Regions from separate parts of the Homo sapiens genome. Here region 2 is linked to region 1. Evidence: read pairs that join two places in POLR2A ChIA-PET (ENCODE). Cell type or tissue: MCF 10A. All regions are shown on one strand. Each heading gives the region's core, and the rest is flanking DNA. Links, peaks and the distances in the headings are about the cores only. Region 1 has its middle 59 kb from the start of FBXW7-AS1. Region 2 overlaps FBXW7 (F-box and WD repeat domain containing 7).

Region 1 (8,994 bases), core at 2,870-5,369:
CATGATGTGGGAAAATATTGTATATTCTGTTAAGTGAAGCATGCAGATTACAGAAGAGAGGATTTGGTAAAATCCAAATTTGATGTATGCAATTTTATGCAAATATATGCATAGGAAAAACTAGTAGTGTGTTACTCTAAAATGTTAATAATGGTTATTTCTGGATGGTAGGATTACAGGTGGCTTTTGTTTTTCTTTTGTGCCTTTCCGTATCTTCAAAAAACACTTCTTATGATGATTGTATATCTATTCTAGTAATAAGAAAAAAAGTCGATAAATGTGATTGAGAGAGAACGGAGGCCTCTGTGTCTGACCCGCCAGAGGGAAGGGCTTTGCGGAGGGCTGCACTTGGGCCTTCTGTGGCCAGGCCCGCTCTTTGCCCTGAGCACCAGCAGCTATGTCTGGGGGGTCAGCCAGGATGACTACATTCAAGTCTGAGGTGACCTGGGCTCTCAGAGGACTTGTGTGCTCCTGGAAGAAGCATTTCACACTCCCTGAGCTTGGCGCCGCCCACCCCACTATTAATAGTGTTTCAGTGTCTCCAATGGGTCTGCACATTCTGGTCCTAGAGGTGACCTCAGATGCTGCCCAAATAGCCCGCTGGTTTTCTAATGGAGGCTTGAGGGGGAGGTCATTATTGGGCTTGTGGATGTTCTAGATAAGCTTTTCTGACCAAATGAACTCCCATCATCACCTTGCCTTTCCTCCCACAACTCCCATCTCATCTTCCATCCCCAGGAACATCACAAGAAAGGGAATTAGAGAAGTTGTACCCCAAGGGGCACAATGCTGATCGTTGTGTAGGAGATGACTGTGTCAATGAAGAGAGTCCACCTCAGAGAAGGACATTTCCCCTTCTGCAGTATTTCTCCAAGTTCAGCCTTTCAACTATTTGCCCCAGACTTCCCGGCATGAAAATGCAGATCCCTGGGCCCCGCCCTAGGCCTAACAAAAGCGAAATCTCTGGGAGTGGACTCTAAAACTGGAGAGCCACTTCCCCACGAACTGGGAAAGGCAAAGAAAGACTGTCCATGTGTTTGGACTATGCAGCATGCAGAGGGTCACCTCTGAACTGAACCGCTCCACTTTAGTGCCCTCGAATCTAAACCAAACTCTGCCATTTGTTGAGTGTCTCCTGTGTGCTAGACACACCCCAATTGCTTTATAGTCTTTATCACAAATCAGCCTCATGATCATCACCCTCCCAGGAAGTTTTTAGCTACTTCAGGAAACTGAGAGTAAGACGTTTCCTTAGAACTCACGTAAGAGTCCTTTCAGATAAACTTGGTGACTGTCAATTATCTCCTGTTCCCTTTCTCCTCTGGCTTTCTCTCTTCTCTCCCTCCCACACCTAAATTTAATTGACTTCCCTTGACCCCGACAGATAAAAGGGGTCTCTGAGGAGAGACTCCCGAGGTGCCCCACGCTGCTGGCCCTGCAGGTCCTGTCTCCTAGGTGCCTTCGCTAAGTGTTTCTCTCAGAGCTCTCACAAGTCAGAGGTCCCATAGTGCATGGCACAGCATGGATTCAGCACAGGGTGGGCTTGCCCTCTACCTGGGCCCTGCGGGAGGGGAGCCCCCAGGCTGCCAAGGCTCTATCTTGCTGCCCGCTTTCAGAACTTACTGCCTCTTACCACCACAACTAACTAGGCTGCCTATGTCAGAGATGGCTGGTGCCCCCTCCCCAGTTGACTGCCTAGCAAAGATGATATATTCTGAGCTCCCTTGAAGCTAGGCTTAGTCCTGTGGGTAAATTCTGGCCACAGGAATGGAAATGATGCATGCGATTTCAGGGCCATGCCTTTCTTCTATTCTGCTCCTGTGGAGTGGATGTGGTGGTGAGCCCTGTGGACCATGGGGGCAAAGTCCTCATCCTAAGAATGACAGAACAACAAGATGGAAGGAGCCTAGAGCCCTGGCGACTTTGCAGAGGAGGGCTGCAGGCAGTGTAGACTTTGGCAGGAGAGAAACAAACATGGATCTGGTTGAAGCCAACTGTGGATTTGGGGTCTCCTTGTTGGAATAAATCACACTGATACCTGAACAAGTGCACTGAGCCTATTAAAACTCTCTCCCAGGAACCTGGAATTACTACTCTGGAGCTCACTGTGGGGGACCAAAAGTTGTTACCACAGTCAGAGACCTGGCCAGCCCAGATAGAAACCTGAGGAAGCAGGGGAAGCTCTTGGTGGAAAGATGAGTGTGAAGTGTGTGGTGAGAAAGATGCAGAGAAGGGACAGCAGGCAGAGGGTGGCTGTCACCATTTTCAATGCCATTCCGGCCCCAGCATGGTTCCTGTAGGGCCTAGATGTGTATCTTGCTGTTGCATGTCATAAATTGCCCTCTGTTCTTTATATTTGAGTTACTGTGACTGAGTTTTTCTTTCTGGCAACCAGGTAAGTTGCAATTAAAATAAAGTGCCCTTTATGACTATATTATATATTATATTACTATGTATTATTGTTATGTCACTATAAACTATATTATTATAGTTCTTTGGGTTTCAGATGTGTATTTTTCTCTACATTTTAATATTTCTGAAAATGGGATGATGCACTTTTTTTTTTTTTGAAGACAGAGTCTCACTCTGTCACCCATGTGTGGTAGCATGATCACAGCTCACTGCAGCCTCCACCTCTTAGGGTCAAGCAATCCTCCTGTCTCAGCCTCCCAAGTAGCTGGGACTACAGGCACAAGTCAGCAATGCTCAGCTAAATTTTTAATTTTTTGTAGAGACAGGTTCTCATTACGTTGCCCACAGTGATCTTGAACTCCTGGCCTCAAGGGATCCTCCTACCTCGGCCTACCAAAGTGCTGGGATTACAGTTTGTGAGCCACCACACCCAGCTGGATGCACTTTTTATCTCACTTGTTACCTTTTATGTTTAGTGTGGTAAATTTTTCCCCCGTCTCTCTCACAACTGTTAGTGAATTCAGGTTCTGTCTTAAGATCAGCTTCCCCCATGGATATGGAAGCTCCCTGAGGGAAGGGTCACAACAGTGCCAGGCACGTAGCAGATGCCCAGTAAATACATAGTAGGATGAATGACCATCAGCCACAGGCATCATGGAATTAGGAAATTATCCACACATGGTGGGGACCACCCCCTCACCATCGCCTATCCCACCTGCTCTGGGCATGGTGATGACGGTGGTGCTGGCCAAGGCAGCCCTGCCTGGCAGTGCATTGCTCCGGGCTCCGTGACTCCAGTGAGAACAAGGCACCAAACCCTTTGGAACTGTGGACACTTGACTCATTTCAGAGTTTATGGTCAAGGGCAGTTGCCTCATATTAGGTGCTGAACACAGGCCAGCCAATGTGCTGAGCTTTTTACAGGCTCCTTCTTCAACATATGTGGATATGAAATAAATCAGATCCAGTAAAAGCTGACACGTCTGAGTGAGGGATGCGGGCTGAGATGGAGACAAGTACCCATGCTAAAGACTGTTCTGGCAGGGGCTGAGCCTAGGGCTGGGGCTGCTCCCCTGGTCCTGTGTGTCCTTCCCCAGCTTGGCTGCAGTTGGAGGCGATGCCCCAGGGGACACTCTCAAGGTCTGGGTGCAGTGGTGAGCATGGGCCTGGGGGGCTGTGTCCTCAGGGAGCTCCCAGCTGTGAAGAAAAGCACCTGTCCTCAGCCTGTGCTCTCAGGCCTGAGAGCTCCAGGTCACCTAACCCTGCAAGTGAACTTCTAGTGACGCCAGATTTGGGCTGGCCTTAGGTGACCTGGGGAGGGGAAGGGGGACTGAACTGTTTTCCCGCCATATGCAGGATAATCAGAAGCCAGTGCAGGGCCCGCCCATACCCTCCGAAGAGACCCACCCTCCTGCCCAGGGCGTATCGGATGTGGGGGAGAAGAGGCCTTCTCAGGCTCACCCCCACGCTGGAGCTAAGGTGGCACTGACAGGGCCAGGGAAGGGCAGTCAGACGGAAGGGAGGAGGCCCTGGGTGGGCAGCACAGAAGAAGCCTCAGGCATCAGCTGCTCTGGCTTTTGCCTGGAAGTGGAGGATGAGTGGAGACACTGGGATTTAGTCATCAGGAGGCCATGGGTGACCGTCAGGAAGGCATTTTTGGGGAGTGGCAAGGGGAGCCCAGATGCGGGGCTGGGAACTTTCCCTGGCAGGAGAAACATTTCCTCAAGAATTGGAAAGAGCTTTGGCCTGAGGAATTCTGGGACAAGCTGGTGTCACCCGAGTGGTGTCACCTGGAGACCCTCCCAAGCCCTGTCATGGGGAGGTTTGCAGCCTGCAGCAGGATTGGGGTGTTGGGGTTTCCCAAGCTGCCCTTAGAGCTGGCCAGGCAGGTTTGCAGAATAATTACAAGGGCCCGATGTGGAGAGTGTTTGCATATGATTTGCACATGAATAGCCTGAGCTTTCTGTTCCCAGGCAATTTTCAAGTTAAATATTAATTGTTGCTGCCCTTAGGGTTTTCATTTCTTGATTCTGCCTTCTCTGTTTCTTCTCACCCACTTGCTGTCAGTGACTCAGATCTCTGCATGGCGGGGGAAGGGAGGGAGATGCCAGGGTGGGAGGCAGGGGCTGGGTGTACAAGGAAGGGAAAGAACGCAGAGGCGGAGCTGGCAGGTGTTGGGGAGATCAGATACCTACTCCATACAAAAGCAATAAGCATGCAAAGCAACAGACCAGCCAGCGCTGCTACAGAAACTTCCCGGAACTCTCCCAGCCCCAGGCAAGGTCCTATCTTTCTTAGTGATGTGGAGAGCTGTGGTCTCTTGGCCCTACCCTAGGCCAGAAGGACAGTGCCATCTACTTCCTGTCAGCCTGCTTTCCAGGCTCACATGGTTCCATCTCCCCTGTCACCAGAGGTCCTGGCCACAGGCAGCATGTAGGTAGGGCAAGGACAAACTGTCCTGGCTAGAGCTGTGCAGTGCAGCAGTTAGCTCACAGGCTCTATGGCCAGCTGTGCCTGGATTTGGATCTTGGCTGTGTGATCTAACTGTGAAGCTTTGGCAACTGACTTACCATCCAAGGGCCTCAGTTTCCTCTTCTGTAAAACAGAGCTACCAGTAGTGCTTGCCTCATGTTGGTGTTGTAGGGTTGAAGCCAGCTAGTGTGTGTGAAGTACTTAGCCTTGGGCCTTCCTGGCATGTAGACTGTGCTCAATGCAACGGAGCTGTAGATAGTCCTAACCCACGAGTGGGCTGCCTGGTCTCAGCTTTGCACAGTGCCAGGCGCCCCTCACCAGCATTTGATCATCCAGCTTCAGCTTGAACATTTCCTGAGGCAAAGGTTCTCTAGCTCTGTTCTCCTGAGGGTTGTTTGTGACACACACATTATAATTATGGTAAAGGGCCTTTGAGAAGGGAACTCAGAGCCTTTCCAGACAGCAACTTCTGTTCTTCACCAACTCTCATTAGGAGGAAGGACTTCCTTGGGCCGCCTCTGAGCTCCACCCTTGCCAATGGACTCAAATCTGTCCTCTGGGGTAGGAAAGCCTGAAACCCCCTCTTCTCTCTGAGAGCTCATCAAAGATTTCAGGATGGCGCTCCTTTCCTGGGTCTCTTCTTCCCAAGCTGTTTAGACCAAACAACTCGCCCTATCCCCAAAACGTGATGGGTTCCTCAGAGTGGTCTTTGCTGAGCCACTGATAGGGAAGAGGATTCCCCCTTGAGGTTCTCTACCTTGGCCCTGGCTGGGTCCAGAGTCCTCCTGAGGGCGTGAATAACAGCTTAATGTTGATGACAGCTACCTCTTGTTGCGTGTGCTGGGCACTGTGCTAAGTGCTGAAATGCAGACTCTCTTTCCATCTTCACACTCTGAGAGGAAGGGTTATGACCATTACCCCCATTTGCTAGCTGTGGGAACTGAGGCTTAGAGGGGCTAAGGAATTTTCCCCAGATAGCTCAACTGTTATGCTGGGAGACAAAGTGTGATCCAGACCACCGGCAGCTGCCTGCTGTGGGGCCACCTCTCTATGAGGATTTCCCCCCCAACCAGGTTGTCTTTTATTTTTCTTCTGTAGGAAGTGAATGGGCTTGACATATGAATCCTAGAATCTGCCTGTCTCGGTATCTGCACTGTGAGCACTATTTGGGTGTGTGCTTAATAATGCAGCCAGTAATGGTCTTTATTTCTTTTGGCTTTCCTTGTCAATATGATGCCTTGAATTTTTCCTGGGTCTCCTGCATCCGTAGGGATGCCCACGCCAATCTCTCTTTTCTACTGCAGTTACCTCACCCCACCACCCGCACCCCAGCCCCACTCCCAGGTGTCTCAGTGCCTCTGAGACAAAAGCACCATTTTCTCCTCACCCACAAGCTCCAAAACACATTTCTCCTCATTCCATATTATCCTCATGCAACCTGCCCACACCTGCTCTCCCTTAGGCCTGCCCTGGGCTGAGTACTTTCAGCAGCCCAGAGGCTGGGTCCCTGACTTCCCAGAGAAATGCAATTTCTGGATGGGCTCTCTGAGTTAGATGGTCTATGAGTTTCCCCATGACAAAGAACCAAGGCCCCACGAGAGATGATAGACAGCCAGTTCTAACGGCCATGACCTTATCCAAATGTATTCAGCAGAAAAGTCCAGAAATCTCTCTGCAAAACTCAGCCTTGCACCAATATGCCTAGGGAGGGGAAATATGATTAGGAAATTGGTTAACAAAGTTGTGATTTTTTTTCATATTCCCAAGGAAACAGCTCTAGAGGAGGGTTCTTGCACAGAACTTCAGGAGCCTGTGAAGCATTAAAAGACCTGGCCAATTCTCACTGTATTGGGAATAGCAAATTAATGGCAGAGTATTGGAAATACCATGTGAATGACTGGATCTTTATTTTGTGAATCCAAGAGAGAGCACCTGGAAAGAGGAGAGGAGATCACTTCTATGTTTTCTTGTTTGCCTGGACAGGGCGTAGCTACTGGATAGCATGGTTGTCACTGGAGAGGTTAGAATCTCAAAAAAACACCCGTTCAAGTGCTGGCATTCCATCAAGAAGAATCCAGGAGCTGCCTGGGAATGGTGGCGACCTGTTCCAGTTCCATCTATCTCTTCTCCCGACCTTAACTTCCTCCCTGTGGTCATCAGTCTTTGAAAAACAAAGATGACGACCTACATCTCTAGTTTTCAAACTTTTTAAAAAGTATGGACCCTTCTCTTCAAATGAAATATTTTATGAAAGTCTAAAGTATAAAACAAATCAAAGGGAAGCTGCTTTGGTGAAGACAATGTGTTCTCTGCCAGTGATTCTCTTAGAGCCCTAGGAAATCCGATGGGCAAGTTCAGGATCCACTTCTGACCTGATCTCTAGATGCCCATCCGCTCCAGGGGAACCAGAGGAGACTCTGGTCCTTGGAACTTGGACTCGGTAAGACCATTCGAGGCCCTGGAATGGTGGCTGCTGGGCTTTGTTGGTAGAATTCTTGAGCACCGCACTTGGTGGTCTCTTTTCCTTGCTTTTTTTTCTTACCTTTTCTCCTCTTTCCTGTTCTTTCTTTTCCTTCTCCTCCTGTCATTTGGAGACAGAGCACTGCCCCACCGGTGGTTTTCATTGTGGATCCTAAAAGCTGCTGCTGAGTCCCAATCTAGAAAGCTCCCCCAGGCCTATTGAGAGGACACAGAGAATTCTCCAGTGACACCCCCAGCCAGTGGCCCTTGCTAACTGAAGAAAGGTCATGATCGGGTCCACTGTTGGGAGCAAGTGGGGAGGGGTTGCCAAAATAGGCCATTATTTCGTGGATTTATAACCTCCTGCACCTGAGGTACAGTGTCAATGTTGCTGGGAGAGACGTCTTTTAATGTCCTGGGTCATTAAAACCCAATAATCTCTTTGAAATGGCTTAACTGCTTCCTGCAAGAGATAAAGTAAATAAAACTGCCATCTCTGTGTCCGCTGTCACTGTATTGATGCAGCATTTCTTTTCTTTTTTTAATAACTGCATTCATTTTATTTGAGGCCAATGCATTTATGCCATACTGGTGGTTTATAAATTTGGTAATTAAATCCTGTTATCTTGACACTAAGCACAGAATAAGAAGCAGTTGTGATGCTTCCGAGAGGAAAAACACTGTGAGGGGAGAAAAGAAGATTTGTTTTGCATTTTTAAAAAAATAATTTTCATGGAATCTTGTTTTAGTATTAGAATGTTGACAGATGCCTGACTAACAGAGAGATGCTTCTGTGGGGAAGGATCTAAGGAAATCTGTGAAATCACTCTTCATGTTGTTGTACATCGTAGCAGAATAGAAAGTTTGTGGGATGACATTTGTCATCCCACAAGAGATAGATGGAACTGGACATTTGTCATCCCACAAACATTGAATTTTATCTATGCTCTATGGCTTACTAGCTGTGTGACCTCAGGCAAGTCCCTTACCTCCTCTATCTGTCAGGGTGCTTTGGGCTGCAAATAAGAAAAATCTCCTAGGCCGGGCAGTATGGTTCATGCCTGTAATCCCACCACTTTGGGTGGCTGAGGCAGGCAGATTGTTGAGCCCAGGAGTTTGAGATCAGCCTGGACAACATGGTGAAACCCCGTCTCTACAAAAAATACAAACACTAGCTGGGTGTGGTGACATGTGCCTGTAGTTTCAGCTGCTTAGGAGCCTGAGGCAAGAGGATCGCTTGAGCCCGAGAGGTGGAGGCTGCAGTGAACCATGATTGCAGCATTGCACTTCGGCCTGGATGACAGAGCAAGAGCCTGACTCAAAAAAAAAAAAAAAAAAGAAGTAAAGAAAAATAAAAATTTCAACTCAGAGTGATCAAATAATTAAAGACAATGTTTTATATGCTGTATTAAGAAGTTCTGATTTAAGGTAACTCCAGGGATGTTGCAGCATGAGTGAGAATGATGGAGGATGTGCAATGCTAATTCTATCTGCAGTGGCTGCTTCTTCCCTAGTTTACCTAAGAGGTAAACACATCTCACCTAGGCAAGGTCTAACTTGTCTTGGAGATGACACAGTCTTAACTTGGATGAAGGAACAGTATTGCCCCTATTAGGAAAGCTTTGTTCTTGCCCTTTTCCTAACATTAGC
Region 2 (5,450 bases), core at 1,668-4,167, 50 kb before region 1:
AGCATTGATGGTTAGTCCAGTTAATAAAGGTTTGAGGTAAAGATCCAGGGTGCTTGGTTTGTCATCCTGCTTTTGACCTCTGTAGGGCTTGGATTAATCAGTGAAATCTTCATTCTTAAGTATTTGCATACATAAAGTGGAATTAATCTGTGCCTTCCCTTCTTCCATATAATCATTTTTTAAATGATCTTTTAAAAATTGTGATAACATGTATGTAATTTATCAGTTTAACCATTTTTATATGTACAGTTCAGTGGCATTAAGTACATTCACATTGTTTTGCAACTACCATCTGTGTTCAGATTCACTACCATCTGTGTTCAGAACTTCATCATCTTCACATGAAACTCCATGCCCCCTGTTCTAACTCCCCATTATTCCTCTCCACAGCCTCTGGCAACCACCCTTTTACTTTCTGTCTCTATGAGTTTGACTACTCTAGGTACCTCATATAAGTGAAATCATACAATATTTTTCCTTTTGTAATCAGCTTATTTCACTTAGCATAATGTCTTCAAGGTTCATCCATGTCATAGCATGTGTCAGAATTTCCTTTATTCCATTGTGTATATGTATCTAATGCTACATTTTGTTTATCCATCTTTCGATGGACCCTTGGATTGCTTGCACGTTTTAGTTACTGTGAATAATCCTGCTATGAGCATGGGTGTACAGATGACTGTTTGAGACTCTGCTTTTAATTGTTTTGGTTATGTATCCAGAAGTGGAATTGCTAGATCATATGTTAATTCTGTGTTTGTTTTGGGGAACCACCAGACTATTTTCCACAGCAGCTGCACCATTTGCACAAGCATTCCAATTTCCTCACATCTTCACCAACATATTTTAGAATCATTTTGAGAAATGAAATAGTGAATACAAAAATATGCCATATAGAATGTAAACTTTACATTATTGCTACATACTGTGATAACAGTATTGGAAATTTGACAATGTCTTGCATTTCAGTGGTTTTGAGCAGAGAGATGGAATACTCTTTATAAAGATGGAATACTTTATAAAATGTATAACTGTTATTATTGGTGAAGGCAATTTACTCTTGAACTGTAACACTTTAGGGATTGATGAACCATTGCACATCAAGAGAAGAAAAGTAATAAAACCAGGTTTCATACACAGTCCATGGAAAAGTGCATACATCAGACAGCACAGAATTGATACTAACTGGAGGCGAGGAGAACTCAAATCTCCTAAGGTAACTGAACTCTGCACAATGTAACAGAAACCGTTAATCAGTGTTAGTACCTAGTGTACTATTTCACTTGGCAAACTGTATAATATGACACTCCTCTTCTGTAGAAAGAAAACCGTATATTTTAAAATAACTGAAAGTATTAACTGACAATATTCTTTTATTGCTAATTTCTCTAATCTGACAACTAATTGTGCTTGAATAAAAGATAAGTTAAATTGAGTATCTTTTTATCTTACGTAAATGAAAATCTCTCAATATCCTATTGAATTTTACTGTGTCATACACATTCTACCTAAGAATTTGCTGCCTCCTCTGATCACATACTCCAAACATGATTTTTTGAGGAGTGTCTGTGTTTTGGATTTGGTGACTTTTGTGTGTCTTATTTTTACAAATTGAAGCATAATTCTGGTTTTCTGTCTAATAACATTTCAAATACATAAAGAATGGTAAAAACACTTGAAATTATTGGGCGTATTTTTACAACTGGAAAAAACCAATTTGGGGAGACATTGTTATACTAATATGTATATATTATGATTTTTTTTGTTTTAAGAATGCTAATAATTGTTACTCTTTGTGGTTAATAGATGCTTATTTTGTTCTTGTGTGTCAAAGTTGTAAAAATTAGAGGCATATTCTTCTGGTTTGAACAGATGGAATAGATTATTGTCAAATACATTGGTGTTTGAACCATCTTTATGAGGTCTTGATGCAGTAAAACTTTAATAGTTGATGTTTTGAGTATAAATAATAGACTATGGAAACAATAAAATGTTTAATTCTGGATTCGTCAGCCAGGAAAAATAATGCTTTATATAAATTTAAATTCTAGAGATAGACTACAAATTACTGTTCCTGTTTATGCCTTCATTTTTCTCTTCACCAGTATTTTAAAGAACATAATTTAATTAACATATTTCTAATCTGCACATCTTTCTTATAGGTGCTGAAAGGACATGATGATCATGTGATCACATGCTTACAGTTTTGTGGTAACCGAATAGTTAGTGGTTCTGATGACAACACTTTAAAAGTTTGGTCAGCAGTCACAGGCAAAGTAAGTTTACTCTTCCTACACTTCACAAAGTCATAATTTTGTGTATATCATTGCAAGTAGCAACTGGAAAAAAGAAAACAATAATTCATTTTTGATTCTTAGTTATTTGGATAGCAAATATCAGAGCTCATAACTTAGCTTTTTTCCCCATATTTATGAAAGCCAATGGCATGAGGATAGTGATGCTTCTCATGATAGAGGTTTCATTAATTTTTTTTCATTTACATAGTTTGTCTATCTTTGTGACAGATACTTTAACATTTTCAAGGGTGCTTTATGTTTTTCTTGGCTCAATTTTTCCCCACTTTTATTTACTATCTAAGTTATACCTCATTACTTTGTAATGTTTTTCAAAAGTATGGTTGAGGGATATTTATTTTTCCTTATAAACTGCTTTGTTGATAACCTACCTGTAGTTTAGAACTTAATAAATCATGTTAATTTATACTTATCTCAAACCCTTGTGAGATGAGAGTGGACAAGGCATTTAAATGTTAAGTTTGAAGAAAAAGCCCAAGCAATCAGCTTGACTGTGTACCATATCATACCTTAATGATTCTCTAGTGAATATTTATTTTTATCTGTCCAGTAGAGAATATTTTCATGAATTAAGTAATTGCCACCTAAAAAATAACAGAAGAGAGTATGAAAACAAAAAAAAATCCATGTCTTTTAAAATGTCTTTTACCATGTTGCTTCTTGGCAAGTATCTTATAAATATTCCAAGTCAGATGTTAAAATTTTTTAAAGCAGCTTTATATTTCCATAGTGTAATATTAGTTTGGGATTTATTACAGGGCTTTAATGTCTGTCTTTACTTGTCTAGAAGTAGCTTCACTGGCTCCTAACTACTGCCCTGGGGCAGATTCAGATGAAATGTGGTATGTAGCCACACCCAATACTGTTGGCATACTTTCATTGAATCTATTCCCATGGAAGAAACCCAGTTGCAATTTCAGTATTATTTCATCAAAGAGGCCAGGCCAGAGCTATCATAACTGCTTTCATGTCGTGTTTCCTTTTTATTATATCATGTTTTATATCATATGTTTGCTTTCTACATACTACATACACAATTGCTTGTGCTTATATAAATTTATAATGCTTTTGAATAAACAAAACAATAAATAGTGATGGGATCATTTTATACGGATGTAATATTTTCTGAAGAGCCAAACAAATTAAATAAGTAACTTTACTCCAAATTTTAATGAGCTATTAAATTTTATTTAAATCACTTTTCCTTTCTACCCAAAAGTAATCATCTTAAGTGTTTTTCCAGTGTCTGAGAACATTAGTGGGACATACAGGTGGAGTATGGTCATCACAAATGAGAGACAACATCATCATTAGTGGATCTACAGATCGGACACTCAAAGTGTGGAATGCAGAGACTGGAGAATGTATACACACCTTATATGGGCATACTTCCACTGTGCGTTGTATGCATCTTCATGAAAAAAGGTAAGGGAAAATCTTGTCATGGTTGGGACTTCTTCCTCTATTATTGGTGAATTTGGGCCCTTTCTGTGTAGAGTTACTGAAATAGTGACAGTGTGCTCTTAAATTAGATTTAATTATTACACTTCAGATGTTTCTATTCTAGGAAAGCCATAGCGTTTTGTCTTAAAATTGGTGATTGTCTGTAAATTTCCTTTCTCATTTGCTAGTGTTGTCAGCTTCCTGTTTGAAACTCTCTACTCTCTAATCTCTAATCCTTTTTGTTGTTCTGTATCTTTGATGACTCATCATATTCAAGCAGAAATCATGTTTTCTCTCTCTTTTTTTGATATTCTTATTTCCGCAAGTGGGACAAATTCAGGCTTCAAGCGTCTGAGCCTTTTTAAATTACCTACCCACCTTACACCCACCCTATCTCTAAGTCTAGGCAAAAGCTGAGGCCTGTGGGTAATTTGTTCTCTCATTCTGAACTATTGTCACAGCTTTCTAACTTGGTTATCTTATGTTTTATACAGCTGACATATAGTCCTTTTATAATTATGATAGTGTCACTGCCCAGTTCTTAAGTCTTTTTGAGCCTACTGTTGACTAACGAATTAAGGAAGAAATCCTCGATCCAGTTTTCAAAATGGTTTCTGCCAAACTGGACTTTTTGACTTTCTCTTCTCAGTGCCTTTGCTGTTGCTTTTATCTCCTCCTGTAAAGCCCTCCTATTAAAATCCTATCTTTCTATTATCGTCATCATACCCCTGTTAAACAAGTGTGATTTCTACCTCATTTGTCAAAAAAGGTCTCTCTGAAAGGTCCTTACAGTGAATCCATGGCAGTCTTTACCTTTAATTCTGTCTATCGCATCTTCTTTATTAAGAACAATTACATTAAGCAGATTTCACACCAGATTTGTAATATGTGAAAAGGAGTACCTTTTCAATTGTCATTTACCTCTACTTTGAACAGTGTGCTATACTGTTAAAATTTGGGGGATGAGTATCAAGAGACCTTGTATTCCAGTTTCCATTATGTTCTCTCAACATTAGGTTCTCAATTAAAGGGTTCTCTCAACCCTTTAATTATCTACTTTTTTAAAATATGGAAACTGTGGTATTTCTTTATCTCTTCAGAATGACATAAGGATACCTGAGTTTTCAGCTTTGTTTTGTAATCCAAAAGTGATTACAGTATTTGTATATTGCTCTGGTTTTCAGAAGAGTATAGCGCTGATGTTGAACCAAATGTTTAAGGGATAGCCATTGTTTTTAAAGATGTACATATCTTTTAAAATCTTTATCTCTTAATATTTTTATAGCCTATTGCATATTTATAAATCTAATCATTAAAAGCATAAGCAGCCTGTGTTTGAGGACATGTCTAAAACTGGTTAATTTTTACTGGAATGTATAGTGTAAACACAAATCTGCAGCTGTTTAAATTCCAAATTCTGACTTGTTTTGTTGTATAAACTTTATTGAATTTTTTACCTAATCACAAGGGAATATATGCATTCATAATTGAAATTTTGGAAAATGGCAAAGAACATAAAGAAAATTTAAATTCTTTAAACCACTACCACCTAGAGTTCTCCCATTAACATTTTATACATATGCCCACATTAACATTTTATTTCTAAAATCAAAATCTTATTGTATATATTTAGAGGCAGCTTCTGCTGCTTTTTAAAAAATACAGTACAGTGGTTTTCAAACTCAGTCCCAC

Evidence for each region. Peaks named below come from ENCODE experiments on the same cell type or tissue, not always from the same donor. Only the 100,000 strongest peaks of a DNase experiment are listed, where the experiment ranks them.
Region 2: POLR2A ChIA-PET joins it to region 1 with 5 read pairs; 6 of 35 experiments call an interaction of 5 or more read pairs at or near these places.

What each region holds. Positions count from the first base shown.
Region 1 is chr4:152,274,242-152,283,235 of GRCh38, reverse strand. No RefSeq gene overlaps it. Among named protein-coding and RNA genes, the nearest start is that of FBXW7-AS1, 59 kb to the left of the region's middle. In MCF 10A, for the core only: no CTCF peak of the experiment used is centred there; no DNase peak of the experiment used is centred there.
Region 2 is chr4:152,326,498-152,331,947 of GRCh38, reverse strand. It overlaps FBXW7 (F-box and WD repeat domain containing 7), which reads left to right. Exons shown (of 14, transcript NM_001349798.2): 9 at 1,080-1,216; 10 at 2,163-2,276; 11 at 3,559-3,740. Among named protein-coding and RNA genes, the nearest start is that of FBXW7-AS1, 8.5 kb to the left of the region's middle. In MCF 10A, for the core only: no CTCF peak of the experiment used is centred there; a DNase peak (open chromatin) is centred at 3,147.